Linked DNA regions of Mus musculus: region 2 is linked to region 1. A link is a loop called in an ENCODE intact Hi-C map of the cell type or tissue named here. Cell type or tissue: left cerebral cortex. All regions are shown on one strand. Each heading gives the region's core, and the rest is flanking DNA. Links, peaks and the distances in the headings are about the cores only.

Region 1 (16,338 bases), core at 5,637-13,636:
AAATAAAGCCAACACACAAGAGTAATTGAATATAGAGACTTCTTGAAAACACTGTGCATCTTCCACAGTAATAGCACACAAGGAAGCAGTAGCTATGACACAAAAGGTATGGTCTTACACTAAACATTGATTATGCCTGCACTTTGGAGTTCTTTGCCTCAAGAGTTGTAAGAACTATATTCACATCAATTCCAATCCATACAGTCCGGGACATCTTGAAAGGCCTTTGGAAAGATTTCTAGGCTTGTCTTTGCCCAGAGGATGTTGTTTCAAGTAGAGCAACATAATTTGGATTTCTTCCTTCATCTTGTGGGGGATCATTCCAAGCATGGATTGAAAGAAAAAAAAGCAGCAAATGAGACATTTGAATGGGTTTTCATGGCTATTCTTTTGTGCAGACTTCACCTTTGATAGCTGTTTATCTGGTGCCAGTTCAATCACTACTACAACTATTTAATATTTTTAAGAGAAAAAGTCTTTCATTCTGACTTCTTTGATACAGCTGTCTGGTAACATCAGAATCTGGATAATCCAGGCTAATTCACCACATTTTGCTCTAATTACCTGGTCTATACAAAGGTGATTTACTGGATTCTCAGCTCATTTTACATGTGTAGATGAATTCTGATATAGCTATTCAGGCACTATTAACTCAACTTAACAAGCAACTAAGGCTGTAATAAATTTGTATTTTAATCTCAACTTAGATTTTAATTACAATTTTCAAAAGTATATTATTGGAATGACTCTTTTGGAAATGCCTTGTATAGGTAAACACTACACACAATTTTATATATTTAATGCTCTAAAAGTATATCTGAAATCTTTATGGCTAGTGAGCAACATCAATATTTTTATTTTTACTTGACTTACGTTTATCAAAGAATCTACAGGTTATAGCTTATAAAATGAAACAGCATATACAATCAATGTTTTGGAATATGATGTAAAATTTTAAGGAAAGAAAAATAATATGATATGTAGCTCGATATTTTTGTCTGGGAGTAAAATTATGGATGAAATATATACTGAGGAAGGTAGATCTTAGTGAGTTCCAAGATACCCAGGGCTATAGAGAGAGAGAGAGAGAGAGAGAGAGAGAGAGAGAGAACAACAACCCACCCACCAACCAGAGCAGAGGGAAGAGGCAGACTTTCTTTGGCACTTCCCAATGGAAGCAGCAGAGCCATGACACCATTGACTTCACCCCATTGCCTTCTCACAGTCACTGTGAGACAGAAGCCATTTTTATGAGCTATGTAGGCAAAGTGAACTCGTACGATGATCAGTAAATGGATGGATGAAGGATGTAAATCCTGGACCACCTCATCTGGTACACTACTGTGTCAGATTAAACACATGGGACTATTTATCATTAATCTGAAAGGTAGAGCTTTGAGAGCTGAATAGAGATTTTTCAGAAAAGAAATGGTTAATAAATATGTTGAAAAGTGTTCAACACCCTTAGACATTAGGGGAAATGAGAGTTACAACTATTTTGAGAGTCTGCCTTACCTAGTCAGAATGGCTGTTCGCAAAAGGTCAAATGACAGGGGATGCTTGCAAGGTTGTAGGGAAAAAGAAGTCTTATTTACTGTTCGTGGGAGTCTAGTTTAGTATAGGTGCTATAGAAAACAGTCTGAAGGCTGGAAAGAGAACTACCACATGATCCAAATATCCTGGGTATATCTAAAGGACTCTAGACTTTAGACATGCTCATTCATGTTCACTGCTACTCTACTCATAACTCATTTCCAGGAAATGGAAACACTCTAGATGCTCATCAACTGATGAATGGATAATGAAAATGTGGTATGCATCTACAACATAATTTATTAATTTATCTGTTATAAAAACAAGATCACAAAATTTGCAGGTAAATGGATGAAACTGGGAAAAGTTATAGCTAACTAGGTCATCTAGGTACAGAACGGTAAATACTGCATGTTCTCTCACCCATGAATCTTTAGATATTCATGTTTTATTTGGAGTACCTATAGAAACCAGGAAGCTAGAAAAGGGTCAGGGGCAGGGTGTGGGCAGGCTTAAGAGGAGGGGCTTTAAAATGTAATTGAGAGTGAAAGCATAAAATCATAAGCAAAATTCAATTGTTTCAGAATTGTAATTGTGCAGAAGTTCACTAGTTGGGGACAGGAACAAGTGTTTGTGTGGCTTCTTTAAATCAGTGGTGTGGTTTTGTTTGTTTGTTTGTTTGTTTGTGAGTTAATCAGAAAAAAGCAAATTTAATTAACTAATTTCAAATAGAGGTGGAAAGCTAGTAGAACATTGATGAGGTGAAAATAGAGGGAGGGGACACTTGGAGTGGGTGAGAAAGGTTTAAGCAGAGATAGAGTGAGGAGATACAGCAGATGAAGGGTCAGAGAAGAGAATTAACCAACATGAAGGGTGCTTGAGAAATCGATATAGAAACACGCTATTTGTAAGCCAACTGAAAAAAAAAAAGATGTAAGTTTTAAAAAGTTAAAGACTTAGAAGTGGGCATATTGTATGGCTGCATAGTACTGTTCCTAGAGAGCCGTTGTTAATTAAACTAAATCCTAATGCTAGATATGTGATACCTCCTTATGAGCTGTTGATCGGAGAAGCCCTAGATGTCACCGAAACAATAAGGCTCTTTTAAAAAGGATTTTTGAGAGAAAATCTGGCTATGTAGCTACCTCTGGCCTGGAACTTGCTATGTTGATCACAGCAAGTTCTGTCTGCCTCTACCTACTTCCTGAATACTAGATCAAGGATGCACATCAGCATACCTGGCTGCAGTACAGACTCTTGCCATTCTTCTTGGGTGCTCATCAAATCTAGGTGATAAGACCTGCCTGCAGAAGATACCATACACTTTGCTTGCACAGTCTAGAGAAATCAAACTAGAGTAAGCTGGAAGTTTCTTCCATGGTGGCTCACTTTCAAAGTAAGTGACATGCTATGCAGTTTTCGGCGGAGGAGGTGATAAGTCACTGCTGCTATTATGCAACTGTGAATCCTATGCACTACAGTGCTAATCTTCCAGTCAAGGTATCCACAGGTGTACAATAGTTGCACAACTATTTTTGCTGTAACCAATTGCTCTCAGCTTGGATTTGAAGCTTACTCTAAAGGAGGAAATAAATGCTTGTATCTGGAGGTCATAACCCTGAGCAGGGGAATTCACTACCATTATTCAGGTAACTTGACAGGGAATCAAATTGCACTATAAATATTTACATTCATACCCATAGACAAATACTACTTTTATTTTCTGTCAAAGAAGCTCTTTTTGCAGTCAACGACAGTGAATGCAGAGATGCTTAGCTGTTCAAGGAGCATAGACTGACAGTTGAATGCTCAGAGCCAAGCAAGGCATTCACATGTCCCTGACTAATGCTCAGAAAACACTGCAGGAGAAGGAGCAGAAAGAGTTTAAGAGCCATAAAATTGTGAGAAGGGATATGAAATGTTTTCTTCAGATTGTGATGTAGCCATGGCATGTATGAATGCATTGCATGTATTACACGTATTGCAAACATGATCTTACAGCAACGTGTGGTTGCCTGCATTGGATATAAACATTGGGTTTGTCAAAAGTCAAACATGGGTAGGTGAGGGAATCATGGGCTCCTATCCCTCCATGCTGAATTTTTGTCTACTGATAGATTCTTTTTAGTCGTGTGAACAACTGTATGCACCTGACCCTGTATACCTGATCAGGCTCCAGTGGATAGTTCCAAACAGTGGTCATATAGGTGGTCCTGACTAAACTCAGTTGCTCATAAAAATAAAACAAAAAGACATATAAGAAAGGAACCTGTTATGGGGTTTTGATAATAGATTTGAGAAAAAGACTAGACAGGGTGTGGTGAGAGTAAGCAAAATGTACCATATATATGTATGAAATTGTCAAGGAGCAAATTTAAAGAAGAGAATAAAAAAGTAGAGTCCTATATATATTCTATACATTATGAACAAAAATAGACAGGTAGCTGGAAGACATGTAGCCATGTACCTTATGCTTTCTTTTTAGCTGTACCCCCCAACAGTCTATGACAATAGCAAATGTATAGCCATGTACAATAGCACCTTCATGTCTCTTCCTCTCCTGCTTGTGTTCTGTGACCCACACATTTTACCTGGTGCTCATGGAGCTTCTCTCATGACTAAAATGCTAGGCTCTCACTAATCCCACTCATCCTGGCCGATTCTGCCATTGTTTAAGGGGGTAGCACATTGCTTTCTGTAATTGTCCCTTTTAACCTCTTACTTTGATCTCAGGACTCCTCCTTAGAATCTTATAGTACGTAAGGAAGGATAGAACCTAATCAAATGAGTATTCTAGTTCTCAAACACATGGTCACTGCTCACCTACCATGACTTGACCTGAGATTGCATAACTGTTAATTATATCCCTAGAAGTATGAGCCCTGGTAGTTCTCAGTTCCTATGTATCAAAACATGGGCAATTTTATTCCTCATTGGAAAACTCACTTTGATATATTACTGGCTGTGTGTGAGAAGAGATGAGTAGTGGGTGAGACTCAAAAGACATATCTCTAAGACATGTTATTCTAAAGCCCCTTTAAGAAAGATGGGCATGTCCTCAAGGCTACTCTATTTTGGCATATAACAGTCTCTCAGAATAGTCAGTTTGGTAGAATGGGGTAAATTTCTCTGACTAAGACAGGAAAAAAAATAGTAGAGTTAGGCACTGAACAGAAAGGCAGAGTGAATAAAAATATTGTATTTTTGATTTTTATAGAAGCATGGCTGGAAGAGGACCAACAGCATCTATTCCAGTGGGAAACACTGGACTTGATGGCTTTGAGATATTTGACTTCATATATCCCTTCTTTTGTAGTCTCATTTTGAGTAAAAAAGTCTGTAAAACCTACAGTTTGTGTTAGTGAATTGTTTAGGGTAAAACCAGCAAACACAGAATTCTCCAGTGATAAGGTAGGCACACTGTGTGAATGAGTGAAGTGACGTAGACTGTGCACAACCAAAACGCCAATTTACATGTCTAATTATGAAAGACTTTTGTCCCAGAGGCCTCTTCTGATTGCCCTAACTTTGGGAAACTTAAAATCGATGTGGAGCATGGCTGCCAAGGAGATGGGAGATGATCACCAAGGTAGTGGATTGGGTATTGGGCTAAAAGGGAAGAATCAGATGAGTGCAGCAGACAGAAATGCTCAACTGGGGAACAGCATTGCTCACTAAGCTGCTCTGCTGGAGATCTAGAGAAAGCTTGTTTTATTTATGAAAAGGAGGGTTAGAAAAATTCATCCCCTAGATGCCTAAATCATCAGCGGAATTCTCCACGCTCCCTCATACCTGCTGTGAGTAGTTTCTCATGGCGTAGGCAGGCAAAAACTTTAGTGTGGGCCACAGTTCAGTGTCACGCAGCATCCAAAGAGCCTGAAGTTAGCAGAAATTCAAAGAGAGGGTTTTAGATCTTCCCAAGTTGTGGTATTGGCTGAAGTCCAAGCCAATTATAGCTACATCTCCAAGGTGAAGAAGGACACAGCCAACATCTGGGTTCCATTTATAATCCCAATGTTCCGGGAAGACAGAAGAACTAGTTACACGAGTGTTGAGTGAGAAGACCTTAGAAGGGCCCATGTGCAATGCCCTTAGAAGCGTTTTCCTGTCTGGCAGCTGCCCTGTGACATGAGGGAGCTTGGCTCCTTCCATTCTGTTGTATCTGTAGGAGTGCTCTCATCTTGGGAGTGCTCAATATTTTCCCTGCAATGGATACAGGCTGGTACAGAATCCCAGTGACTGGAAAATGGGTGTGAGCAGCTGAAAAAATGGGGAAAAAAAAAAGTTCTGCAGAGCCTGTTGTAGTAGGGTGTTTCATTAGCTGTCTACAAATGGGTTATCGAGGCCCTGGGAGTAGATTTAGTAAGATTAGACAGAATGGGCAGCTCAAGCTTAGTTTGACTAATTCTGCTTGAATTTTTACACATGGATTTACCTGCATGTAGGTATTAAGAACAGCATTGGACACCCTCTGAACCCCCAATCTTGATTTTTATCATTTGTCTTAGTGGTTATTTTTGTATAACATGTAACAGGCTTTCTAGCCGCTAGGCCTGGAGAGAGTACACTTACTTTCCTTTCTTATTGTCAGCTGGCACATCATTTTTTTCTGGTGTTCCTTTGGTCACAGGAAGTGAGGTTAGGGAGAAGAAAGGGGAGAAACAGGGAAAGACAAAGAAGAGGGAAAAAAAATAAAAAGCTTGAGATCAAGTGTAAGCTAAGGTGGGAGAATCCTTTTGGCTACACATACACAGGATGTATTAGTGTGACTCTGGCTCACTGAGGCTCATGGAGGAGGCATGGACTGAAGGCTTCAATTCCTAGTGTACAAACTCCTTGCTGGACCAACTGAAGCAAAACCATCAGTCTTATATCACAGAAGGTGTCTGGCCAAAATCAGGAAGAAAGGAAGGGTGACCTTTATGAAGGACAAGTGATTCAGAAATCAAGTGCTACTTGTCTGCCTGTGTGCAGTTACTTTTTTGTCTAGCTAAGAGGAAAATGGCTTAATTCCAGCACTTGGGAGGCAGAGGCAGGAGGATTTCTGAGTTCGAGGCCAGCCTGGTCTACAAAGTGAGTTCCAGGACAGCCAGGGCTATACAGAGAAACCCTGTCTCGAAAAACAAAACAAAACAAAACAAAACAAAACAACAAAACAAAACAAAACAAAGAGGAAAATGGCATCCTCTTGAAGAAGGCTCTCATTGCAGGGGAAACAAACTATAGGGCAGACTATGTAAAATGCACCTGCCTCCTGTCAATCTTCCTTGATTGCTTAAAAAAAGTTCATGAGATAAAGCAGAGCTCAAAGACAGGATCCTGCCCTATCTGAAACTTATAGGCACACGTCTTGACTTTCCAGTCAATAAAACACTGAAAAAATTTTGACATTTCCAATTAGCTTAAGTCAATTTGAGCTGGGATTTCATAATTTCCAACTGGAGGTTCGTCAGAGTCCATGAACCATCCTCCTGGAGTTTCCAATGATTAACTGCTAACAACTACACAAGAAGACAAAACAACCACAGACTTGGTGAGGACGAGAATATTTATGATGAGAAATGTAACGGAGAAAGCATAAAGAGGAGCATGGGAAGCTGGTGTTAGACTGAAATGTGTCTTCTCTGTTGCAGACCCTTCATTAACTTTAATCCTCTTGTTCTTATTAGTCTGTTTCTCCTTGCTATAACAAATTATAGGGGATGAGGTTGCTCAGTGGTTCAAGTGGGTACTGCTCTTGCAGAGGACCTAACTTTGGTTCCCAGGCAGCTCACAAATGCCTGTAACTCAAGCTCTGGGTGATCTGATGCCCTCTTCTGACTCCTAAAGGTATCCCCTCCCACTATGCAATGTATATCTACCCACACAGAGACACATGCACATGAATAAAAATAGTTCTTAACAAATTATCTGAGGCTCAATTCTTTATAAAGCAAAAGGGTTTATTCAGCAGAACTTTAGGACCCGAAAGTTCAAGATGGAGAGTCCTCGACAGTTTGACCTCTGGAGTCATGACACTAATGAAGTGGGAACACACCTAATGCTCCCACATAGTGAGACAGGAAGCCAGAGAATTGGAAGGAATCCTCCTTGCTCTATTATAAGCTTGATTTCTTGAGAATAACTAAGGCTATAACAGCATTAACATATTCTTTTCAATAGGCAAGCCAACCAATGTGTATTCCACTTCGTAATGGTTTCAATCATCTTAACACCAGTGTTCTGAGGCCCAGGCCTCCAAACAAACCCCTGTGGGTCAACGTTGCTGAGTTGACTTGTGCCCTCTTCTTCTTAAAAAGAAGTGCTCATCCCAGGAACTTCAGAAAACTAGCTTATTTGAAAACAAGGCTGTAGATGCAATTAGTCAAAACAAAGTCAGACTGAAGTGGCATAGGCCACAGCTCTCAACTCCATAAGAGGAGATGAGTGCAAGGAGAATGCCTTAAGATCACCCAGGCAGAGAGATGGGAAGTAGCCGAAAGCCAAGGAATAGCAAGCAGATCAGGGGCTCCTACAAGAAGCCTGTGAAGGCAAGGATGGCTTTCCCCACACTTTGCAGGCAAACACTGGCCCTGTCGACACTATGACTTAGCATCCTGGCATTCAGAAATGTAAGTTAGTGCCTGCCTTGTTTAAGCCATCAACTGCATAATCGCTTGCTACAGCAGTGCTGACAAACCAACAAGAGGGTTGTTAAGTCTCTTGCCTCATTATGGAAAATAAATCCATCTTAAAGGTTTAAATATTGTGAGTATAGCTCAGGGTATCTGTTGCTGTGGCCATGGCCACAGCAACTTAGGGAGGAAAGGGTTTGTTTGGTTTACAAGTCCTGATCACAGTCCATCACTAAGGGAAGGACTCAACGCAGGAACCTGGAGGCAGAAACTGAATCAGAGACCATAGAGGAGTGTTGCTCACTGGCTTGTTCCCTGTGGCTTGTTCTGCCTGTTTTCTTATATAACCCAGGACCATCAGCCTAAGTGTGAAACTGCCCCGTAGTGGGCTGGGCCCTCTCACATCAACTGTTAATCAAAAAATTTACTATAGGTGAATCTTATGGAATATTTTCTCAATTGAATGTCCCTTTTCCCAAATGACTCTAGGTAGTGTCAAGTTGACAAAAAAAACTAACATAGAGGACTTATGACATTAAAATTTCCCAAGAGATTTGTAGTTGAAATGACTAGTGATGAGGTAAGGCAGGAATGACTGTATAAGAGTGGGATTCAGATGGATTAAGGAACAGTCTCTTCCCTATGCATCCTACCTAATGGCTCCTTAATTAACAGAAGTCCCTCTACTGAGTTAAGAGATAACTTAGGAGCCTCTGCAGGACAGGAGGTGGGTGATGCATAAGATTTAAGGTTCCAATTTTAAGGACACCCCACCTTCAAGAATTCCTCTTGTTTCATTTTGGGATTTGTATCCAAGATTTCCCTGGGCAAAAGAGTTATGAAGCTAACATGTATTGAAACTCCATGACATTATTTAACTCACAGCGAGGCAATTTTTTTTTTTTCTTTACCATTTCTGTAAACCATGTTCACGTGCATGCGTTTGTCAGCCAATCTGAGTTGCCCACCTCTCCTAAGGTGAGGGAATCAAAGTTTAGGATGCAAAGCGGAGTTCCTTCTTGGTTATTAGCTAAGTTCTGATAGCGTGGTGGGAAGGAAGCTTTGCAATGTTTTTCTTTGTTCCAGTGTTTTTTAGAACCCCAAATCAAGATCTTTATGACTCAGAATGTGCTGCGAGACTGTAAGAAGTAAAAGTCAAAATTTATATTTTATGCCCGGTGATTTATGGGCTGTCCCTTTTGCCACTGGATAAGCAGAGAAAACTATCAGGATGCAGTATTTACATTCTCGCGGTGGAGGCAGCAGCAGCCCCAAATGCCAGAAACAATGTATCTGACATTAATGAAACACACCATCCCTCTGACTAACTTGAAATACCAAAAAGGAAAATAGTTCTCACACACGATGTCGTCTTTTATAACTTTGCAGGTATAATCTCACTGGAGATCCATAGCCGTCCCGGGACTTAGGAGGACTGCATTTTCTCGCTCATCTACTGTGGGCTCAGAGTCTACAGAGGCTGAGGGAATACTCTGGGGCCTGGGGCCAGTTACTGAGGGGAGGGTTGGGGCTACCTCTGTTGATATTCCTGCACTCCGAGATGAGTGAAGGATGTTTCACTCTTTGCCTTACAGAGTGTTGTAGCGGAGAGAAAGCTTAAAAATGGCTAAGAAGTGTCTGGAGCCCCACACTGAAAGCTTAAGTCACTCTCTGCTTTTGTCTTTGTCATAAGCAACAAGTCACCAGAAACAAATAACGAATACACTGTCAATTCCGTTAAAAATTTTCCCCAGTTTAGCACGTGAATTTCAAAATGTTCTTCAAATTATTATAGCTATTCATCCACCCACTCTGCCTTCAAGACGGCTGCCACAGAGCACCCTGAGCACCAAGGCACTCCTGGTGGGCCAACTGCTTACTCCGGTATTCTGGAATGTCTCTTGGGTTTTCTTCTTTCTTCCACCCCCTTGAAATCCTCCCTTTCAAGTAACAGGTTGGGGTGAGTACCTGGATGGGGAGAGAGAGATGAGTGCACTGGCCCGTTGAAGTAACATGGGTCTTTTAAAAGAAACCAAGGACAGGCACTCTGCATCTTAAGGAAAAGAACCCCGTGCAAGTCAGGGTTCTCAGCTCAAGTCCCGGTTCCCAGCTCGGGTCTTTGTGTTCTTTGCAAAGTGGCCCACGGGGACAGTAGGCTGTACGGCGAGACGTCCCAAACGGAGTTTAACGCAACGGGGAGGAAAGTCTTCAACTTTCAAAAGCATCATCCCGCGAGAGGAAGTTTCAGGCTTGGCCTAGGGAAAAGTACCAGGAGGTGTGCGGGGGTGGGGCAGTGGCGATCTGAGAGGTCTCTAGAGAAGGAAGGGGAGTCCAGCCCGAGAGCGGAGTTGGGGGGGGGGGGGGCGAAGAGAGGCGGCATGGGCGAAGCGCCCGGCAGCGCGCGAGCCCCGGCTGCTCGGCTGCGCGGGAGCGCAGGCCTGGAGGGCTCGGGTGACATCACCCGCGGGCCCCTTCCTCCTGCCGGGTGGGTGGGGCCTGGCGCGCCGCGCGGGCGCGGGGTCAAGGAGGGGGAAGAGGAGGAGCAGGCCTGGATGTGTCTGTGTGAGGACCCGGGAGGGGCGGAGGCGGTGGAGCGCGTGGCTCCCGGCTGCCCGCGCCAGCCCTGCCCGGCCCGACGCGCGGCCTCAGTGCCGCCCCTCAGCGCAGCGCCCTGGGATCCGCGCGCGCGGAGCGGGACCCCGCCGGGCGCGGCCTGGAAAGGAGCGGGAAAGCAAAGTAAGGCGAGCAGTCTTCCCAAGTTTTTAAACCAACTTCGCCCCCTGCGGCGGCGGCGGCGGCGGCGGCGGCGGCGTCGTCCCGCGGCTCGGCGCGTCCCCCCCAGCGCTCCTCCGAGTGGCGGAAATTAGAGGGACGGGGCGGGGGTGGGGGCGCGCGAGGGAAGAAGGAGCCGGGAAGGAGAGCAGAGTCTGACCACATCTGTGAAAACTTGGGGAAGGAGGGCGGGGAGGAGGAGGAGCGCAGGAGCGCGCGGAGGGGAGCGCGAAGGGCGCGCGCGGCGGAGCTCAACTTTTGCAACCGGGGCGCTCGGCCTGGACGGGCCCTTAGTCGTTGAAAAGTCGACTTGACGGTCGGGGGGCTCCTTTCTTTCTCTTTCTCCTCCCACCCGCGGTTGAACCAAATCAGAACTGTCACTCAGGGCCGGTGACTCAGAGGGATCAGATTACAGGATCCCTGAAACTGATGCGCGGGCTGCAGCGGCGGGAGGGAGCGGACCGGGCCGCACCGCCGGCGCCCGCACACTCGTCCGCCCGCCCGCCGCTCCCCTCCTCGCCCGCTCGCCCCGTCGCCGGCCCACGCCACACCATGCCCGCCGGGGCCGCACGCTGGGATCAGTCAGGCCATCCACGGTAGCCCGAGTCCGCCTGCCGCTCCGCCGGCGCAGGTCTGTGGATTTGGGACCTGACAGCCAAAGCCGCAGGTACGTCCCGCCTGAAGTTCTTTGTTTTGCGGGCCCCGCAGCCCTCCCTGTCGAGCTTCCCGGCGGCGTCGGAGCGGCTTGTGTGCGCTCGCGCCTTCCCGCGCTCTCGGGGATCGGGTCTCGGCTCTCCGGACTGCAGAGCTCCTGCCCCAGGGCGCGCGGACCAAGTTTGCAGCGGCGGCGTCCGTGCCTACTTCTCGCCAAGTGCTGCGCAGAGCTCCGGGAGTCCGGAGCTGCGGCTGGTCCTCGCGCCCCCGCAAGCCGCAGCTTGGCTTGCGCGCAGCGCCTGGGGATGCGCCGAGCCGCCGCTGCCCCGCTCTCCAGGGTCCCGCCTTCACTTCTGAGGGTGGGGGTGCGGGGTGAGCGGATGGAGGGCGCGCCTCCGCGGTGGGAGAGGAAAAGTGAAAGTTGTGCCATCTGTGCGTGATTTGGAACTCTGTCTCTTCCTTTCCAGAGGTAGAGCAGAAAGAAAGAAAAGAGAAAGAAAGAAAAGTAGCCGTGGCCCTTGCGGTAACCAAGAGGCCGAATTTGCACAGAGCAGAGTTGGGTACGGATCACTCTACTCTGCTGGGGACACTTAACTTTCTGGAGTTGCAGTGGGACCCCGAGGATGTGGCAGAGTTAATATTGATCATACATTTGAATAGTTGGTGAAGCGACTTTTCAGCAGATGGCCACATGCCCTCACACTCGGCCCGGCCTTTGCTTATTATCCTTTGATGAACTTAGTATCCTTCTGTGAACTTTGTGCCTGTGTCCCGGAGTGCACCTTTTTGAGTACCAAGCCATACCCCCCCTCCCCCCAGGCTTTCTTGGCTGTGTGTGTGTAAAGACCACTTAGGGAAGTTTCCTGCACCGCGTTTACCCTTTCTCCTCCCCCAACTTGGTTGTAGATTCTGGCCTTGGGTACAGTGCTCATGGCCCTCTGCCAGTTTATATGTACATATATTTATGTAAAACATTTTCTCCCAGCTCTGTGCCAGCTGTTCCACATTTTCCAGCTGCCACTTCAGTTTGAAATGATGGACTGTCGTCCTCAAGTAAAAGAACTCTTTAGTCCGAGGTATGGAGGGCCGGCCGCTGTGCAAATACAGGGGCAGTGCCATTAGCCCCGCTGGTATTATTAGTTCCAAAAACACCTCGTGCCCTTCTTTTCCTCTCCTTCTCCTCCTCAATTACAGCTTTTCACAGCCCAGTACGTGCACTCTGCTGAACATTCAAGTGATTAACCCCCCACTCCCCTTTCTAAATGATTTTGTGCAGAACTTGGATGAGGCCGGCAGGCTGGTTAGCTAGCTTGCTTCTCTTTTCTTTCTTTCTTTCTTTCTTTCTTTCTTTCTTTCTTTCTTTCTTTCTTCCTTCCTTCCTTCCTTCCTTCCTTTCTTTCTTTCTTTCTTTCTTTCTTTCTTTCTTTTCCTGAAATATGTGTCTGGTGGAAATAACTTCTAGAAAAAGAGTTGCAGCTTGAGAGCATTGGGCATGGCTGGGGGAAGGGGAACTGTGCTCTGCCATCTGAAATAATCTCATTTTAGTCTATTTTAGGGGAAACCTTTCCTTCGTTCTCATGTCACAAGCTTGCACTGTTTGATGTCTTCACGAGTTATAGACTGAATTCTTCAAGAACTGGCCTAAAGTATTAATTTTGAGTATTTATGTAATTGCTCTGTAATTTGAATAGGTGCCTTATTGATTGATTCCTGTAATTATTTCATTTGGGTTTTAAATTAAAAATTAATAATAGTCTGACAGTTTCTTAATTACACGTGTCAAGATTATTTTGAAGCAGGAAAATGCTGTTTTAAAATAGTGAAATAACCTCAGAATCACTTCATTTTTCTAAGGCAGCGCAATAGAGGATATATTAAAGCAGTGGAGATTGGTTTTAACAATGTAAACTGTGCAGAGTATCTACAGAATTTGTTTATGTTAGGAAATATTGGCTTTAACAATCTGGTCCACGAGCTCTGTGGCCAGTTAGATTATAGTCAGACCTTAAAACAAACATGAAATAACATTTAAATTAGCTGAAATTGCATATTTATACAGAGCAGAGAGTTTATTTTACACTAAAAGCTATTTAATTAGAAACTCTCCGCCTAAGGGGAGATCCTTTCAGGGTACGTAATTCTTAAAGTCAGCCTAGGGAAGGCTGGGTTTAGCTGCATGAATAAGTTCAATGTGAGAGGTGTCTGCTGAAATTTCACACAGGCAGAAACACTTTAAAAGATATAGATTGCTTTATTGCTAATAGACTGGCAGGCTTAGCTCAGATGCCTACCAATTCCCTGTGCTTTTTACACACTCCTTGATTGAACTCCAGTGTCCTTACAGTTTTTATTGTATGTCTAATTTGCAAAGGAGAAAATTCAGCATTGATGAAAAATAACTCTGTCGCGTTATTTCATTGCTTACTTAATGAAAGCATTGTTAATTTAACAATTGGATTCCAAGGCCTAAAAGTTGGACTCTCCTTTGTTTTGAAGCCAGTGAAGTTTTCTTAATTACCTGCATGCTGCAAGAGTTACAGGCATCCTCTGGGCTCAGGCATTTAGAAGTGAGTCCCCCGTAAGGCATCCATCCTGCTTGCTGCATTCCCCTCCCCGATTTCTGAGGACAGTTTGGAAGCTTATGAAAGGAAACACTTTAATGCTCATTGTTGTGTGCACTCACTTATATGGAGACAGCAATGTTCTGAGAAAAATCAGTCTCGAAGACATGAGTCATTGAGTCATGAAATGTTCAGGAAAACCTTAGTAATGGAATGTTAATGCTTTTAGACGATAGTAGATTATCTTAAAAGTCAGACTTTTCTCCTTTCTGAAATTGTTGTAAATCCCTAGCTGAGGAGTTCTTTGAAGGAGGTTTTAGTTCTCCTGGCATTCATATTCTGAGGTTGGTCTGATTTGCTTTGGAAGATTCAAGGAATTTTCTGCCAACTTTTAGATCGAGAGGCAATCAAAGGCTGAAATGGCTACAGAACCAACACATACAAACACATTTGTTAAACAAAAGGTTCTCTAATAATGATTTCAGGTTGTCTTCTCATTAGAGCCAGGGAGAAGCTGCTGCTCTTCACCCCACATTGTCAGTTTTCTACATGGAAATTGATCTGTTCTACTTTCAAAGCAAATAGAGGCAGACAATAAACTGCAACAGGGCCCGGCGCTGCTGCAAACTTTCTCAAGTACTTTCCAGTGTATTTTTCATCTTTACTTTTATTTGATGGGCCTGTGAAATAGAGCTGTAGACTGGTGAAGACTTTAAATGAAATTTCACACTTTGATGATTTTTTTTTTAAACTTTGATATATTGACAGCAAAAGGAGCTGCAAAAGCTTTTATATAACTCGAGCAGCAACGCCAAGCAGCAGTCAAATGTCTCCATGCATTTGTGTTTAACTGCAGAAGAAAAACATGTCCATGGGCAGCAGAGGTTCTTATCAGCCCCCTAATCCCAGATCCCAGCAAACCTTGAGGGCATGCCTTAGATCTTGCTGAAGCCACTGTGGACTCTCACAGTTTGCAGATTAAGTATGCTATGTGTTCCTGGCTCCAGCAGTGGCGTTAGGAGCTTGCTAAGCTTCCTGTCTTAGTATCCCCTTTGCTTAAGTTTTTAGGGTCCATTGAAGGCTATGTTGTCTGAAATAAGTGGCACTTGTTAATTTAGAGACTGTTTACATATTTCATTCTCTCTTTAAAAATTGCCAAATTTATAACTTTTTTTTAAACTGAAAAGCTAATTATGTCTGGAAAAGGGGAGGAGAGCTGTTGGAGAGAAGCTGTCTGTGGAGTGTTTATGAGCTCATTTGTTTGGAAACTTTGTTGTCTGGATTGTTTTTACCACACTTTCCCTTTGCCTAACCCCTGAAAAGTAGACTTTTTCCATTTGAAATACCAAATGCACAGTAGTTTCCTACATATTCCTTAGCTGCCTCTGTGTGTGTGTGTGTGTGTGTGTGTGTGTCTCTGTGTGTGTGTGTGTGTCTGTGTGTCTGTGTGTGTGTGTGTGTGTGTCTGTGTGTGTGTGTGTGTGTTTCACCTGAAAGTGTTTTTTGTTCTGGTTGTGCATGTTTCAACCCGACAAAATGTCTCAGAAAATCTATGGCTTTCTAAAGTAGCTGAATGAAAAAGCCATTACATAGTTAATAAGGTGGCACTGGGACACTGAGGCCTCCTCCTGAAAGGCGATATTGTATTGAGTTCTATGTGTGCCTCTGTGGTATCTGTAAACTATATCCTCTTATATGGCATGCTAGCATTTTGTGTACGAGTCATAATTAAAAAAGAAAATACTTACATCATTGTCCAGCAACATGTCATATCATTCCCAAGAGAACCCAAGCCAATTTTGTGTTTAAAGGTTATTCAATGAATGAAATTGTGAAAGCCCATTTGTCAAAGTACTGCATGGTTTCTGTTCGTTTTCAAGCTCCAAATTCATTGTCTGCCCTAGCCCAGCCATTAGTCATCAGTGTATTAGTGCTGCCTTCAGGCCATGCTGCCCGGCACTTCTTCACACTATTACAGCTTTGAAAGTGTACTCTGTCGACTTGTAGAATTACTGCTCTGATTTCCGCTTGGCTGGTTTGAGGTAAGTCCCCTCCCTCCCTTCTAGCTGACTGTAATCCTTGCTTTCTTTCAAAGCTCCTTTCCAGTGATTTAGAAAACTTTCTTAAGGACCCTGTTGGCATCCTACCACAGTTTTGTTGTAGCATGCACTATACATTTAAATTGTACCTGAAGAAAATTGGAT
Region 2 (16,338 bases), core at 5,575-13,574, 87 kb after region 1:
AATATATAATACATGACCCCAAAGGGCCCCTGGGTCCATGGATTGAGAACCACTGTTGCTGCAGCTCTGAGTTCAGTTTCCAGCATCCACATCAGGTACAGTTGCCAGTATCTCCAGTTACAGAGATCCGGTGCATTTGGCCTCTAAGATCTGTCACTAATATGCACAAACCCCACCCAGACACAGACATGTGAATACAGATAAAATCTTAAAAAGCAAAACCATCTAGAATTTATAAACACCAATATATTAAATATCTTTACTGTTAAACATAAGTATTTATAGACCTTAGGCTGTTGTAGTTTACATTTTGGCCAATCATTAGTCTAGATGATAAACTTATGGACCACCCTTGAATTTAAAGTTTGTCTATAGCTTTTATCACTTTGATAAGCTATTTCTGAATTATAAAATAAAATATTAGACTTACTAATTGAGAGTTACCAATTTTTGCACTATAGAGCTAATGCATTTAATAGTGTCAAACATCAGTCAGTATTTAAACATATTTGACCTGTTTAGTGTAAAGAATGAATGGAATAAACAACTAAGTGGGAAGTGAAGAAAGTAGCCTTTACTTTAAAATAATTAGTTGTAGACATTGGCAATAAAAATAAATCAAAGTTGTTTTGTTTAAAAACAAAAAGGCCAGACTTGTTGCTACACACTTTTAGTCCCAGCACTTGGGAGACAGAGGCAGGCAGATCTGTGTGTTTAAGGCGAACTTTGCCTGCTTGGCAAGTTTCAGATCAGCCAGGGCTATATAGTGAGACCCTGTTTCAAAAACAAAACAAACACACAAACAAACGGCCCAGATTGACACCAGCTAAGCTTGTGCTCATTTCTACAGTTTTAAAAAGTGGTAAGATGGTTCAGAAATGGGACTTTGCTGTTGGGGTTGTTAAAACACAGGGTTATTCCCTCCTGCCAGGAAGGAAAAGCAGGCTCTGGGTCAACCCCATGCACCCCCTCCCCCACCCCCACCCCCGCCATGGCTCTGTGTTCCCCTTAAGCTTCCATAGGCAGCAGCAAGCCCCACTGGGTCTCCAGCCTGTGAAACAGCAGCACTGGGTCTCCAGCCTGTGATCAGTCAGGCTCCTTGCTATGTTGTTGCTATGGATCTCATCATGGAACCTTTATGCTCCACTCTGTATTTGCAAAGGAAGGAACTACAGTTCTTTGTTTATAGAAGCCTAACACCAACACAATAATGAAACCTCTTTGTGTTTAGCAGCATATTACACATAGGAAGAAATGCACTACTAATCATGAGGGGCAATTTTGATCCTCTCATGAATTTATTGGACTACTTTTGATGCCACTCAGAACTAATACCGTAAACAGCGGATGGCAACTAAGAACAGGCTTCTAGAAGTTTCATGGTGTTGTAGAATTCATAAGTGAAGGAAGGGTGTTCCTTTAGAACAAGCAGACTCTCATCTCCCCTTTAAAGGGAGGCCAGGTCCCCTCCAGGGTGTTGGTTTGCTCATACTTTGCTTTCCCAGGTCTATGTGTGGCTTGACTGGTGCTGTCTTTCTGGAACTTTGAAAGTTGCTTAGCATCATGGGATGCGTGTTCAGCTGGATCACAGCGTTCTTGCAGTCAGCTCTCAGGAGCATCCTCCTAAGGGCAAGGCTGCACTGGTAAACCCCTTAGTGTAGAGAGCTCAGAGACACAAGCAGTGGAGACTCTGAAGGATGCAGGGTGTGCTTGAGGACTCAGTCAAGTTGATAATGCTGTCTGCTCATGTTTGCCATTATCTTTGAAGAAGACAGCTGCTTGTCCCCTGAGCCCACCATCAGAGCTCTGTGCTGCAGTGGAGGTGCCAGTCATTGTAGGGTTGTGTGTTCATTTACCTAAGCTCCCATCATTCTCTGTCTGCTCCTTTCTATCCCAAGGGCCTCATTCAAAGGTAGTTGGAGCTCTGTAAACCAAGCAGTTGGGGACCGAGGTAAGAATGTAGCTTTGGGTTAAGCACAAACCTGCTATGTTTGCATTAGATAGAGTGAGTGCCCAGTGCAATGGTGGTTAATGTAGAACATTAGAAATGCTCAAACAATGGAGATATGTGCCTGCGATGGAAGACACTTTCTCCTTTCTTTTCTTTCACCCTGAGACCTCCTGGTTGATGAAAGGAGGAAGAGAGAGCTACTCATCACCTTGAGAGGAGGCTGTCACTTGAATTTTTCCAAAGCTTCAAATCCTGCTGTAGCCCTCTCCAGTTTGCCGTCCTGCCAGCGTGGTTTAAAGGTTGCAGACAAAGCAAGTGCTCTCCCTTGATCCATCTGGGCCCCTCCCTCTGTCATCCGTCATTGTCAATGGGAGATGTGTGTGTAGCAGCACAAGGGCACTGTCTGACCGCAAGGGTATTGGCTATGTTCTTAGAGAAGGTATTGTTTGTTCAGCCTCTTTGGAATCACTGCTCTAGGCGTTCCTGAGCCCCTGGCTGGGCATGGCTACAGACTGCAGGGAGAGAGGGAACATTCTGGTATTAAAACTACAGGAGTTGGAGTCTCTCTGCCTAGTGTAAGCCTGTTCTGCTTATCAGTATACCCAGTCTTTTCTCTTTTTCATTTCTCCTGTTTCTTTGGTCCAAGTACTTTGGGAGATTCTGAAAAAAGGGAGACAAGGACTTGGGATCTACTTCTTTTTATTCAATGACCATCAACAAGTAAATAAAGAAAGAAAAGCTGACAAATGCAACAAATTCAAAGTCAGGAAAAAATGAAATAATGCTCCTTTCAAATACAGGGAGGCGGTTGCCTGGGAGGAGAGAGTAAAGGACAGGACAGGAGGGTGGGACCCCAGTGCCTATAGTAGCACACAGAAGCTACTGGCTGCACCGGGCTGCCCAGGAACAGTTAGGCCATGCTGCCTGGAGGCTTAAGCATGCGCCCCGCTCGGGAGAGAATAGCACATGTGCAGGTATGGCACACTACCCCAGTGTCTGAACATAAATTTATCTCAGTGTTTCCCAGGAGTGAACTGATAGTGACGAAATTTTAATGGGAGAATATCTGAGTTTTGTGAATTCCCCTGCATGAAAATGTCTCCCTTTCTATAAATGTTACAATGATAGTTGTGGGGTTAGAATGATCCAACTACTATCATCCCCAAATCTTACCTAAGAGTAGCTCCCTTGTTAACAAGGCGGTGTGGATTCAGTGAGGAGTAGCTAGGATGAATTCCTTATCATGGACTGCCTGGGACCTAGGGTTTCCATCTGGACACTGGGCCCCATACCTTCTCTTCCTATAGCATATGGGATAGAGAGTGAGGAGTGATCACATGAGATGACATGAATGATGGCACTGAAGGGTTATTTATTTCTCTAAAGAAGAAGAGGTGCTGGCTGGCCAGGGTTTCACCGTGACTCACATCCATATTATTGAGCTGCAGCGCATGTTTTAACTCATTCAAAGATAAGTCCATCATTCAGACTCAGCGGTGTGGGGTACCAGACACTCAGACCTGGAACACGGTGTACTTTTCTGGTTAAAATCCCATTTGGCCAGAAATCTGAGGATCCAGTCTTTTCCTTCCTGCCCCTAGCATTCTGGTGCCTTCTCTCCACCCCCCACCCGCCCATCTTTTTGGCTTACTGCAACCTGAGTGCTACTTTTTCTGGGAAAGCCTGATATTCTGAGTTCAGTTTTATAATTTAATGATAGAGAGTTTCCTTAGTAAACCAAATTTAGAATCCTAGAATGCTTATCTTATATCCAGACCTTGAACATAAAAGGCATTTTATACCCGCAATTGTTCATTTAATGAGCAATTGCGGAGTGCAGGCCGGTTAAGGGATTGAGCTATATGCACTATTATTGCAAGAAGTATTCCGAAATACCAGAAATAGGACGTAAGCTCTGATCAGGGAGACTGCGAGCACAATTACCTTCTTTTCAAATCCTTCTGTGACACTGCGGGAGGAAAAAGGACTTTGAAACTTGAAAGGAAAGAGCTTGCTTTCAACCTCAAAAGCTAGGAGGAAAGGGCTCTGAAATTTGCTCAGAATTCCCAATTCACCATTAGCCTGTTTCTTCCTTTAGCCTCAAGGCATTCTCCGCTTTTTGAAAAGATGTTAAGAAATTCAGTCACAATAGAGAGCCTAGTTTTGAACATGTTTCACTCGGTCCATTGAGGTCTGGGCTCCAGCCTTTGTGTGGGGTGAATTGAGCTGAGCGGCTAGCTGGTTGGAGAGAGGTGAATGAGAAGTCGCTGTGCAGTTGCAAATTCTGGCAAAGAAAAAAAAAAAGCTCACCCCTTCCTTTATTTTGTAATATGCATTCCTGTACAATCCTGCCAGTGGCAATCTGTGGAGTTCAGTGTGTCCCTAAGTCAATATGGAGTACTTGGTTTATAGCAACTCTTGTTAAGTTTGTCTTGTAATTGAAGCTGCTGTTGACCTTGCTTGGGGACCATTTGTAAAACCGTTTATTTAGCATAAACTGAAATAATAAACCCTCCTTCTCTGGGGCCGATTGTGATAGGGTGACATTAGTTTGATTTAATGATTACCCGCCTGACCCTTCTGCTGGAGAGGGAGGCTTGAATAGGGAGAGTTCACTTCCAAGCACTTGCAAAGAATACTAATGAGCTTGTTAAATTTAGCATGGCTCCAACCACTTTTAATTCCTCTAATCAGAGCCATGCTGCCTGCAAGAGGGAGAGAGGGAGAGGGAGAGGGAGGGGGAGAGACAGAGACAGAGAGAGAGAGAGAGAGAGAGAGAGAGAGAGAGAGAGAGAGGCAAGAAAGGCCAAGAGATACTGAGAATGTTCCTAGAGGGCCGGCCCAGCTAGAGAAACTAAGTTTCTAGAAAGTAGATAGCCAGAGTCCAGGTACTGAGTTGTAAGTATCATCTGTTTGCTTACTTTATACCCCACCCCACCCCATGCAGCTTTTATAGCTAGTGGGCAAGAGAAGAGTAATGGCATTAAAATGGGTTTTCAACAACGGGGCAAAATGGGTGTTAATGGAGAGAAGAGCTAGCAGGTGTTCTTTGAGCTCCTAAACAGCCAATTTTGCAGTGAATGGAGGTGTCCTTCTTAATGATGACTAGTGGAGTTTTGTTTCTGCATGGAAAGCTTTGTGTGAAACATGTCTTACATACTAGGTGGAAAGGACCTTGTGTCCCTTGTCCCAGGAGTTTGTGATCAAGTGTGCAGGAGTGTGGGTCCCGGTCTCCTTTCATAGAGCTAGGGTACTTCATGATAGCTGCCTTTACACAGTGTTTGCACCTAGGCTGTGTTTGCTCTCTCTGAGTCTCTGGCATTAAGTTCTGACTCCCTGTTGGTTGATTTTTGGAGGAGGTTGGAAAATCTGGGGCAGTTTCTAAGAGGGTGATTCAGGGAGCTCTGTCTTTGGGTGTGGGTTCATCCAGATCTACCTAAACACAGGTGACAGAAAGAAGGGGTTACCAGTAAGATTGTGGTGGCAGCACTTGAAGTAATTGTTCCCTTCCATTTCTGAGAAAATTGCATGTTTCAGCTTGACCCCCAAGCTTACAGCTTTTCAGCAGGGAAGCTCAAACAGTTGCTTGTGTTTGGCTGTTAAAGCCCATTGGCAGATGCTCTTGGAGCCCTGGGCTGTTTGCTTATGTTCTTGCTTCTGACTTCTGCTTGTTACCATGGTGGACAGTATGTTTCTGTCAATAATTTGGCCTAGTGTAGCCTGTCTGCACCGATTCTCAAACTTTATTGAGCAGCTCGCCTCAGCTGAACGAGATGAGACAGCTTTCGTCTTTTGGCATGCAGAAGTGCTTGCTAAATTTATAAGAGTAGGCAGGAATATTGCTTGGGAGTTATGCTTTCCTTGTGTACACAGAGCTCTCAAGTCTCTGAGCTGTTTGTATCTGGGAGCATGTGCATTGTCTAGTTTGCATGTGAATGCCCATCAAAAGCAACTCAATACAGGGAGGTAAATTCATGAAGTGTGTGTGTCTTTTGGCATTTGGAGGCAGAGGGTTGTTGAGGTCACAGTGCCAACTGTGTAATAAAAGTTAAGGTTTCCTGATGAAAGTTTCTGTATTAAAAACATTCTTGCTTGCATTTAATTTTTTGAAGTTAAAAATGCCTTTTTTTTTCCCTGTTTCAACTATTGAGCTTGTATGACCTTTCCACACAAGTTGGGATAAGTCTCATTAGCAAACTCATGACCACTATGCTAGGAGGTAAGCCTGTTTTTTTTCTGCCTTTCCTACTTTCTCCCTGAAGATTGAAGGGACCTGACAGGGCTAAGGCCATACTAACTATCCAGTTGGTAGTAAAGTTGTATTCACATACTCGTCGTTGGAAGACACACCACCAGAGAACCAGAGCTGATGGGAGGGATGCAATTTTAAAAGAAAAAACAATTTCCTCTGGGAGAATGAAGCCATGGAATCCTACTTTAAACCTGGAATAGATTAGTAAGACTTGCTTACTCATGTTTCCCAAAGAATGCTAATTAGGCATCACAGCCCCTCTCTGTTGTATAGAATGTACCTCTTACCACTCTAAGTTAACTTTAGTCTGAAATTTTAAATAAAGGATTTCCTGAGCACAAACGAGTGGAAACTATGACTTGGGCCATTTGAAGGCTGTAGGACATTTTTAAAAAAATAAAACGGTTAGTTTCAGTGTTTCTGGCGCTCATCTGCTTCTTTTCATAACTCTGAAGTCCTTTCTGTAGCCTGCAACCACACTGCTAATGAAGCTCTGGGGCAGACACATGCCTGCGCATATGAACAGGGAGAAGAAAAATGAAGGCTCTTATTTGGTTATTTTTGGTAGTTTGTCTTAGAATTACCAGCAGCAATAATTTGAATTACTTTTTCAAAGATCAATGTGAAAATCAGGGATTATTTCAAACTTTGTGGGTTTTAGTTCTTATTTGATAGATTAAACTTGTGATTTACCCTTTACTTATGAGGTGTCAGGTAAGAATCTGCACAAAACAATACAAAAATAATATTTCACAGTTGCTTTGTGGTTGTCAGCACATTTATTGTAAAGACTCCAGGATACCTCATCATGTTTTGCAAGGCATTTGGGGTAAAATAATTCATCATTTATTTTTCAAGCTTCACGCACAAATAAGCTGAAACTCTAAAGTTGGTGTTGGCATTAGGTAAAATAGTGACTGTAATCTCAGTTTCTAATAATGTATAGTATGCATAGATCTGCTTTCCTCCAGAGCAAACCAAGGGCTATGTGCATGTTAGAAGTTAGCAGTAATCCCGGTTGGGGTCAGTTAGGTAATTACATCTACGTATGGATTACTTTGAATAGACGTTTACATATTGAGATATGTTAGTCTGTCTGGGATGTTCAACAATGATTATACCCACATAGTTATTTCTTTAAGGATAGAGAATATGAAAGTTTTTCAGTTAGATATTTAGGTAGGACCTGTACAGCTTTGTTTCTGTGAGCTCTTTCTGCCAGAGCAATCACTGCTGGTTAAATGTGGTTTGTTTAGGGTGGACAGCTTACTGCATGTGATTGTAACAGGCAAGTGAGTCCACCTGCTGTGAGCTCAGATAGCAGTTTGGCTGAAGTGTATGCCTGCGTTCTAGCAAAGGTCACCCAGTCCCATTCACAGAGACCAGTGGTGTAGAGATGGGAAGTTCTTATAAGGTGAGCAGAAGTATTAGGGATTTGTAAAGAAACTGTGTGTGGGGTTTCATTCTTCTGTTTCTTAGGTGTTTGGGTCACATCTGAGCATGACAGGGAGCAACATTCCCGGGCCTTTCCTCCTTTATCTACACAGCCAGGTTACACCTGGACTTTCAGTCTCAACCAGCTCTCCTCTTGGTTCCCCGTTTTTGTGTATGGGCAGACACACGAAGTGTATCTTAGGAGGTTCTATGCTGTTCTTGATTGACACCTTGGCCCTGGTCACTAGCGGGTTCTGAGTTTCATTTCTGGCCTTGTTAAATCTCTTGATGGGTTACAAATTCAATTCGGGGGGGGGGGACCCAACCCAACTCAACTCAAACCAAACCCTATAACCCACAACATTTCTTGGCTGGCTTTCTAATGTCATCTTCCGAGAAACAAAGACGCAGCACTTGTAGAGCCACCCAGAGCCCCACTGGGCAGTTGTACTTCCCAGTTTCCAGGGAAGTCTTGTTTCTTTAGCGAGGCAGAAAGAAACTAGGTATCCACATGATCTGAGGGTGATAAAGCTTTCAGCCTGGGGTGGGGCATGCAGGATATTGGTGTATTTTGCAGAGAATCTCCACTGCATTATCTGCCCTTTATCTGCACTTTTTACCTCAGGCTTACTCCTGCTTTACCCTTCCATGTATAATATTGGCCACCATTCATAGACAACTTTGTTTTGCAAGTATCCCGCCACAGGTATGAATTTACAAGGTAGTCATGAAGGACAAAGGAGGTTTCTTCCCTACAGAGAGAACTACAGGGAGAACTATATTGATGACTTTTTTATTGCTCCTTAAAGAAGATTCTAAAGTCTTTCATTTTCCTTCTTTCTATAGAGGATGAAAGTCCTGGACAGATCTATCACCGAGAGAGAAGAAACGCAATCACTATGCAGCCTCAGAGTGTGCAGGGTCTCAACAAAATCAGTGAGGAGCCCTCGACGTCTAGTGATGAGAGGGCCTCGCTGATCAAGAAAGAGATCCATGGCTCTCTACCACATCTGGCGGAGCCCTCTCTCCCTTACCGTGGGACTGTGTTTGCCATGGATCCCCGGAATGGCTACATGGAGCCTCACTACCGTAAGTACTTCCTGCCAATTAGCACATTTTCTGAGAGACATGGGGTGAGGGGTGTGTATATGGTGTGTGTGTGTCTGTGCGTGTGCGCATGTGCGAGCGCACCCATACTTGCACATGAATCTAATGTATGAATTATCAATTCTACATTTATAAAAAGTAAGTTTAATTTTGCATTTTTTCCTACTTTTGATTCTCATCCATACCGTTTAGAGAGCAACAGTTTCTTGTACTCTAAGCAATTTTATGTTTTTCAGGGTGTGGGGATTTAGGGGGATGATTTTGTTATGAATCCTTATAGATATTTGCTGGAGTTTGAACCAATATGCTTTATCTATGCAGGGATGCTGTTTGAGAAGATGGGGTTGAGGGTGGGAAACTGTTAAGGGGGCTACATTAAAGCCTTTGATGGCAGTTCCTCTCATTTTTAATGTTTTGTGTGTGTGTGTGTGTGTGTGTGTGTGTAATAGTTTTGGGTATTCCAATGCTTAGTGATTTGTGGAAACAAACTAATTTTAAGAATTCAGTGCTAAATTTGTTACTATGGAAGTTTTTATTGTGAGCCCAACTCTCCTTATGAGCCTGCCAGAGACACTGGAAGTCGCCTTTCTAGTCCTAACTGAATTAAAGAAATTAAGCAGGCCTCTTGGAGTATAAGTCTAGGACAGTTCTTTTCAAAGGCAGCCTATAAGGTAAATCCATACGGGTTGAGTTTACCTCAGGCCTGTTTCTGGTTTAAGAATATAATTTGGCTCTGGAGTAATGAAAGTCATGTTGAGGTGGCAAAGCTGGAAGCTCCTGATTACAGATTTATCACCTTGCCAGGAAATAGGCTCGCCATTTAACCTTCCTGCCTCCAGTTCCAGATGATCCATTGAGCTCCAGAGAAAGAGACTGGTGTGTTTCCCTTTTCCCACATCGTTCAGAAATTTTAGTGTTTTAAGGCAAAAGGTCATTATCCAGATGACTGATTAGTGAGGACAGCTGATTAGAGCGTGTTATTTTGCTCAAGAAAGTGCCCAGGATAAAAGCTAATTTCATCCCTTCATTAGTTGGCTGCAAGCAAGGGGAAGGCTCACTCACTCCTCAGATCAAAGCGCCTCGAAGCAACCTTAAGTTCCAGCAACTGCTTCTCCCACCAGAATATGTTGGTGGAAAATATGGCTATGCAATAGTTTCTAAGTAGAAAGGACAGTTTTTGTCAGAAGCATGAAAATACGATTGTTTGGATTTTGGGGAGGGGCAGTGGTTGGCTTTTAAAAAGTTAATTGCTTTTCTTGAAAAAAAAATTCCCATTGGTCCCATTATTGAAAAGGTGTCTGTTGAAGCAGAAACAAAGACAGAGGGGTTTGGACAACTATTCTTCCTTCCTCCTTTCAGGCTTACTTCATTTTGTTTTTTCTTGACTTTTAGGAAGGAAGATTTAAAATAGTGTTGGTAGGATGTTTTACTCTGGTCACATTTTGAAGTCTTTAGTTGTGTTTTTATTTGTGGTCTCTTTTGAGTATCATTCATGCAGAAACAGTAGGGATTCCTATAGAGTCCCCACCTGGGTTTATATATCCGCATGTTAAGTACACTCACTGTGCTGTTTAAGCTGCCCACAAGCTCCTCCCAGTGTTTTGTATTTCTGTGTGAACACAAGCTTTTCCCATCACAGCGATGTTTTGTTTTGTTTTTTCCAATGCCCACTAATTAGTGAGGTGTTTAATTAGTCCAGACAGCTGATGAGCACTTCTTTCTATTGGCTGATGGTAGTGGAACCGTTAACTTTCTATCCAGTTTGCAGCTTGTTCTTGCGTCCTTTGTTTTAACGGTTTCCCACCCAGGCGTCTCTCCATCCTTTGAGGGACTGGCTTTCCCGTCACTGGAACCCCTGTTCTCACCCAGTGGTCTGTGTGACCCATTTGCTGGTTCACCAAAATAATGTTAACGAACACTGCCTGGAGATCAAATATTATGGTTTAGACTTATTTATTGCTTTCTAGTTTGAAGATATTGTACTTGTAAGTTGGTTATTCTTGTGATTTTCCTACGTTACTATACAAGTGAATGTAGAAGTAACCTTCCAGTCTTGAGCTGGAGCCCCTCGGCAAGTCAGTGTTGAGTCCCCCACCCCCAAATGTTTTCCCTACCTTGGGGACATTGTGTAGATAGCTATGTGCAGAAAGCCTAGAAAACTGAACAGACTGGCTTCCGATTACAGTGCTTCACTGACTAGCCCCGTGACCTTGACTCAGTGTGTTGACTCTCAAGAATCTTTTTTTTTTTTTTTTTTTGCTCTCAACTATGTGCAGTGGTGTGACTATCTGTGCCTTAGGGTTCTTCTGCAGTTGAGTGGATGACGTGATGTCTTACTAAACCCCAGCGCATGCTCAGTGCCTCCGATTATGAAAACTTCTGCTCTTCTTTCTGTGCTTCCTTTTGTTTCTCCTCTCCCTCCACCATCATCATGTTGCTCCTCGAGCCAAGCCATTTCTGAGACAGGGCACATTTTGTTTTGTCTTGTTTTCCTGACAGACCCAGACACCTCTGCCTATAGACAGAGATTAGAAAATGAGTGGGCTCTAAGTAGGAGCAAGGAGGGTCAGGGACCATGCCTGTGACTTCTCTAAAGGCAGTCTTTCCCATTGAACCCTCCTTTACGCTTGCTTTTCTCTTCTTTGTCAGTAAAGGTTTTCTCTAGAGATTATAACATTTTAAATTTATGTAGCAAGTAAAAGTACAGAAAAAAGTACAGTATTATTTGTTGATACACAATAATTAAACTATTCTAAGCCAAGCTTATACCAGACGGGATATGACCTTATTTTTCTAGAACCCTGTTTGGTTATTTAATCTTCTAGTTATACCAAGTGTTTTTATTTTTTTTAATGTGTTTATGATCAAATCTGCATACCTCACATGGACTTAATTATCCAGGCAAAGCTAATGACTAATGTGAGCTAAAGGTAATAAATGTCCTAAGAATTTAAAAAATGTATTTGAAAGAGGCATAAACTTTTATCCCACTTCTGTTTCTGTGGGTAAAGCTGTCTCCTGCAGTGCTGTCCAAGCCCACGTGCATGGCAGGCCTTTAGAACTCGGTGCTCAGTAGCCTCTCTGTAGGCTATTCAGGCCTCTCTCCTGTGTTTGCCAGCTCTTTGAGACAGTTGGATAGAAAAGTCTCCATGAGTCCAATGTCAGTAATTCCTTCGATTCTCCATGGTTGGAAAATGTAGACTTCTCAAAATGCCTAATTTGTGCTTCTATATATACTAATTTTGTATTTCTAAAGTGTGGGTAGGTTTCCTGTAAGACAAGCAACGGGGGAAAAACCCAAAACATCTTTTTCCCTTCTGAAGGACATATGTAAAATTTTTATTGCATAAGATCTTATTATAATGGGTATGCAGTACTTCATCCTCAACAAACTATAGTTAGGCAGAATTCAAAGTATTTTAGAGTTTGTGGGTTTGACTTAAAAAATATGAAAAGAAAAGAAAGAAGAAAGCCTAGGGATAGCGGGCACTTCAAACATTCCCAACATGTGTTTGGAATAAAATCCACACGGTGGGGAGGGGTGGGGTGTTCTCTCATGAAGGGTAGCTGTAGATGGGCTGTATATCAGGGCAAGAGAACAAGCATGCAAGTTGCATGGCTCAGACATGATATGGTGCTAACAGCCTCTTGGCCACAGTATCATTCGCATGTTATAGTTTGGGCTACCTTGAGGGGGGTGGCAGATTTAGGGATCCTATCTGCTTATACCAGAGTCAGGCTAAGAGACTCCATCTCTTGCCCCCAAGGATTGCTGAGCAAAGTTTCTCTCCTGCTGCTCCATCTGTAGCCAGATATTTCAAGTCACCATCACCCGCTGCTTTCATTTAGTGCCGTACATTTATTGTTTTATAAACCTGGAAAGGCAGGTGACATAATAGTTCAAGCATTCTTTCTACCCTGAGTGACACTAACTTTTATTCTCTTCCCTTTTACCAAAAACATGTGTCTCACTGTCTTCCTTCTCACTTCCCAGGGTGTAGTGTTGTAGCTGTCTCTGTAGGGTTCTGTGTGTGTGAAATTTGTTGGAGTCACTGAGCATGTCATAGAAGGTCTCGTTTTTTTCTTTTTTAATGGAGCTGAAAGATTCCTTCTCTTTCAGAAGTTCAGGTCTCCATCATAGTTTTATAGTTATGCACAGCCTGCTTGTTTTTCCTGTACCCCCCCCCCACCGCTCCCAAATAGTAATTCTTCATGGAAAATATGATGCATTCTTGCATGCAAATGCTTTGATTGAAAACACACCACTGGTATTCTCCCTTATGTTATCCAGCTCAAATGACAGAACTATTAGTTGCTAATTAGCAAAACCTGAGGAATTAGCTTAAAGAAAAGAAATGGAATTTTTAATTGGCTTGCATTTATTTTCTGTAGAAAGCTATTGTGCTGAGCCCACTTGTAGTCTTGTGTGCTTAAAAAAAATTTTTTTAAAAAGCACATGCAAAGTGTTTTGCTTTGTTTGTTTTTTTTCTTACCTGTCCGTCTTTGTGTTAGCTGACTTTCCACAGCCTTAGAAATACATCTTGTGACTGAGGGGGAGAGGATCCATATTTTACATATTTAATAGGTGCACCTGCTCACATTCCTTCTACTTTGCAGTTGTCATCTTGAGACTGTAGAGATAAAAATGCCTACAAGGCACAAATGAACAGTTTGGTGTTGACCGAACTGCAAAGGTAGTGACAGTTCCCTGAGCACATAGTTCCAGCCTCATCTCGATTGTCTTTTCCTCCTTGGAGAACTGCTGATGAGCTAGGAAGGGTGTTTGCTTTCCCTACTGAATGTTAGATTGTTTAAGTAGAGGGGCTGATGCGGGGTCTTCTCTGGGGGTGCTCTGCTGACTATCTTGCTTCCTAGCTGTGTGGGGAGGGGAGGAGTGAGGCTGACAGAAAGAGTCTCCAAACCCTTGCATATCTGCTATTTATGAGCTTTAAGACACTGCTTTTCATATCTCTTCTCAAAAGTTCAATGTTACACTGATTCTTGCTTGCAGGGACCCAGGGTAGAAACAATGACCCATTGCTGTGGAGTCTTACAGCTACATTCATAGCTACCTTACAAGGTGTCTAAAACATGAAGGAAGTGGGGGTAAGTCTAGCATTCTGACTTTGAGCTTTTTCTAAGGAAGGTTGAGTGAGAGATGGTGAGTGAGAGGTGGACCAGGTAACTAAGAAAATAACGGTAGCATTTGAAGAAATGCTCTAAATTATGATTATGATTAACTCTAGCTATAGATTTTGGCAAGATAACTTACTAGAAAGCCACACAGATGAGAAAAAGAAAGAAAAGGAAGCCATGTTTTTTGAGGAAATCAGTTAGCCTATAAGATGGTTAACCCCTCCCACACCTCCAAGTTACATCCCTTCACATCAGTCAGCACTGGCTCCCTTGGACCTTGACTCTGATCCTCTCTGCCTTCTGGTTCTGCTCATGTGCGTGATTCTCCTAGAGCAGCTAGACATGATTCTATCAGGTACTGTCTGCCAAAATGCCTTCCTATCCTGGACACCTAAGAGCCATGGGAGTCTTCTAGTTAAACACATTGTTACTGCTTTCCCTTTGGTTGTCATTCCACTGAAGCCACATCTCTTTTGGAATAATGTGATCAGGTCAAAGGCTGTGCTTGGCTTTTATGTTCACCAGATTTTTTGGGGAAGGCTGGGGAGAAGGCCGCTATTCTACCGTAGCAGGGAGTATAGTCAGGGACTGTTAAGTGCCCGACAGAGGTTACTGTGTGGAAACTGGAAGAGATGTATTTCCTTCTGTTGTTATCTTAGGGTTAGTCCTTATGTGCTGTACAGCCCCTTCTATATAGAGTTATAACGTTGCTGGGATTCCCATGAAAGATGATTTGTAGACCTTTGGAATTAGTTGACAGGTTATACACAGAAGGTATATGAAAGCCTTTTTAATACTGTGCAACTAGCACAGGAGAGCCGCCTGTCTTAGTTGACGTGACACTCATGCAAGATGGGACTGTGGGTGTTTTTTCTGAAGCCGAGGGAAGCATAGTGCTGCTTGCCCTTTTCTTCAGTAACCACAGTAATTCTCGATTTTGGTAATAATGTCCCTAGTGATCCTTGTCCGGTGTGTGTGAAGTCGATGTTAATGAGACCTCCCATCACAGCTTAGCTCAGGAGCAGGAATACAGTTTTCTAAAATTGTCACGTGATTTTTTTACATCCTTCTTAATTTGACACCAGCCCAAACAGCCCTCTCCTAGGGTCCTTTCCCTCCAGTCCTTCTGTTTATCTACCTTCTTTCTAACCTTGGATTGAAGCATGAAAACAATGACTCCTGCCCATTTCCAGCTTCTAATGGAAGCAACATTATCCATGGCCCTCCTCCTTTTTCTTGTATAATTAAAGAATGTTACCTTTGATGTCTCTTGAAAGCCGTGTCTCCCATCCTGCTTTGGCTTTCTTGATCTTGTGTCTATAAATCTGTGCTGAGTCCTCACACTTCTCCATGAAAGGGCTCCATTTTCTCTCTTCTGCCTTTTCATAGTTTAGATTAATACAGAGTAACAAAATTCAGTCTTTTATTGCAGTCCTGGTGGCCTGATAACAGTTTAGGTCCTTGTATCATACTTTCTCAGTTATTTGGGCTTTGTTTTGGTCTCCAGTAAATAAGATCTTTTCCACCTTCCTAGAGCCATCCTTTTTTGGGGGGGACTGAAATTTCCCACTGGCCTCTATTTCAGATGAATGTCCTCATCCTAGAACAAAGAGAAGAAAATTTTTTTCTTATTGATGGATTTGACTGTCCAGCCTTTTGACTGTGTCTGTCATTTGTTAAGTGAGCATGTACTTACTGAATGGCCCAAGTGCTGCAAAACACTGAACAAAAAGAGCAGTCCCCTGATTCTGTGGATCATGGAGACCAGCAGACAAAGTCACTGAGAAGGCCTTGAGGGAAAGACAGTTTGGTGTCCTTCAGGAGTATGTGAGACACATAGCTCCTCTGGACATTGTTTTATCAACATCTCTCTGTCCTTGTCTCTCCCAAGATGAAGCCACCCTCTGCCCACAAAGGTTTCTTTAGCTTCCTCTGGGTATCAGTCCTCAGCCCAGAAAACTTTCTGAAGGAGGTAAAAGCCATGCAATTCTAAGGCAAAGACCGGAGGAAAGACAAATCTAGATCAAGGGACATTCTCACTGGCTAGGAGGCCACAGAAAGCGTGCTATCCAAGGGGGAGCTAAAGAAATCTTTTGGGCAGAGGGTGGATTCACCATGGGAGAGATGTTGACAAACCGATGTCTTGAGGAGCTGTCTGCTCAGCCTCAAATCCAGGCTGATCCCAAAGACTCTCGATACATGGCTTTTGTGAATTAACAAACCTCTGGGTAACTTGGATATTGCAAATCGGGAGTTTCTCTGCCTTAGAGACTTGCATTTACCCTGCTTTGAGGATTTACCTAGTCCCCCAATCCCACAGCTTACCTTCTGGGACTTGCCTGGCTGACTGCTCACTCCCACTTCTGGCAGCATTTTATATTTTCATATGAAGACAACATAGTGGCACTTTCCCTTGTTCTCCAACTGTTGCTCTTGTATGTACTAGATGACCCCAATA

Evidence for each region. Hi-C counts contacts between places; a loop is a spot of excess contacts. Peaks named below come from ENCODE experiments on the same cell type or tissue, not always from the same donor. Only the 100,000 strongest peaks of a DNase experiment are listed, where the experiment ranks them.
Region 2: a loop joins it to region 1, with 2.4 times the contacts of the local background. A loop is called at or near these places in 6 of 42 quality-filtered maps.

Annotation. Positions count from the first base shown.
Region 1 is chr13:15,452,526-15,468,863 of GRCm38, forward strand. Gli3 (GLI-Kruppel family member GLI3) reads left to right here and starts at 11,198. Exons shown (of 15, transcript NM_008130.3): 1 at 11,198-11,586. It overlaps Gm6556 (a long non-coding RNA gene), which reads right to left and starts at 12,093. Exons shown (of 1, transcript XR_001780862.2): 1 at 7,455-12,093. In left cerebral cortex, for the core only: no CTCF peak of the experiment used is centred there; DNase peaks (open chromatin) are centred at 10,399, 10,696, 11,210, 11,949 and 1 more place; H3K4me3 peaks cover 2,640 bases; H3K27ac peaks cover 663 bases.
Region 2 is chr13:15,539,917-15,556,254 of GRCm38, forward strand. It overlaps Gli3 (GLI-Kruppel family member GLI3), which reads left to right. Exons shown (of 15, transcript NM_008130.3): 3 at 8,484-8,726. Among named protein-coding and RNA genes, the nearest start is that of Gm6556, 83 kb to the left of the region's middle. In left cerebral cortex, for the core only: no CTCF peak of the experiment used is centred there; DNase peaks (open chromatin) are centred at 5,764, 10,407 and 11,822; H3K27ac peaks cover 1,390 bases.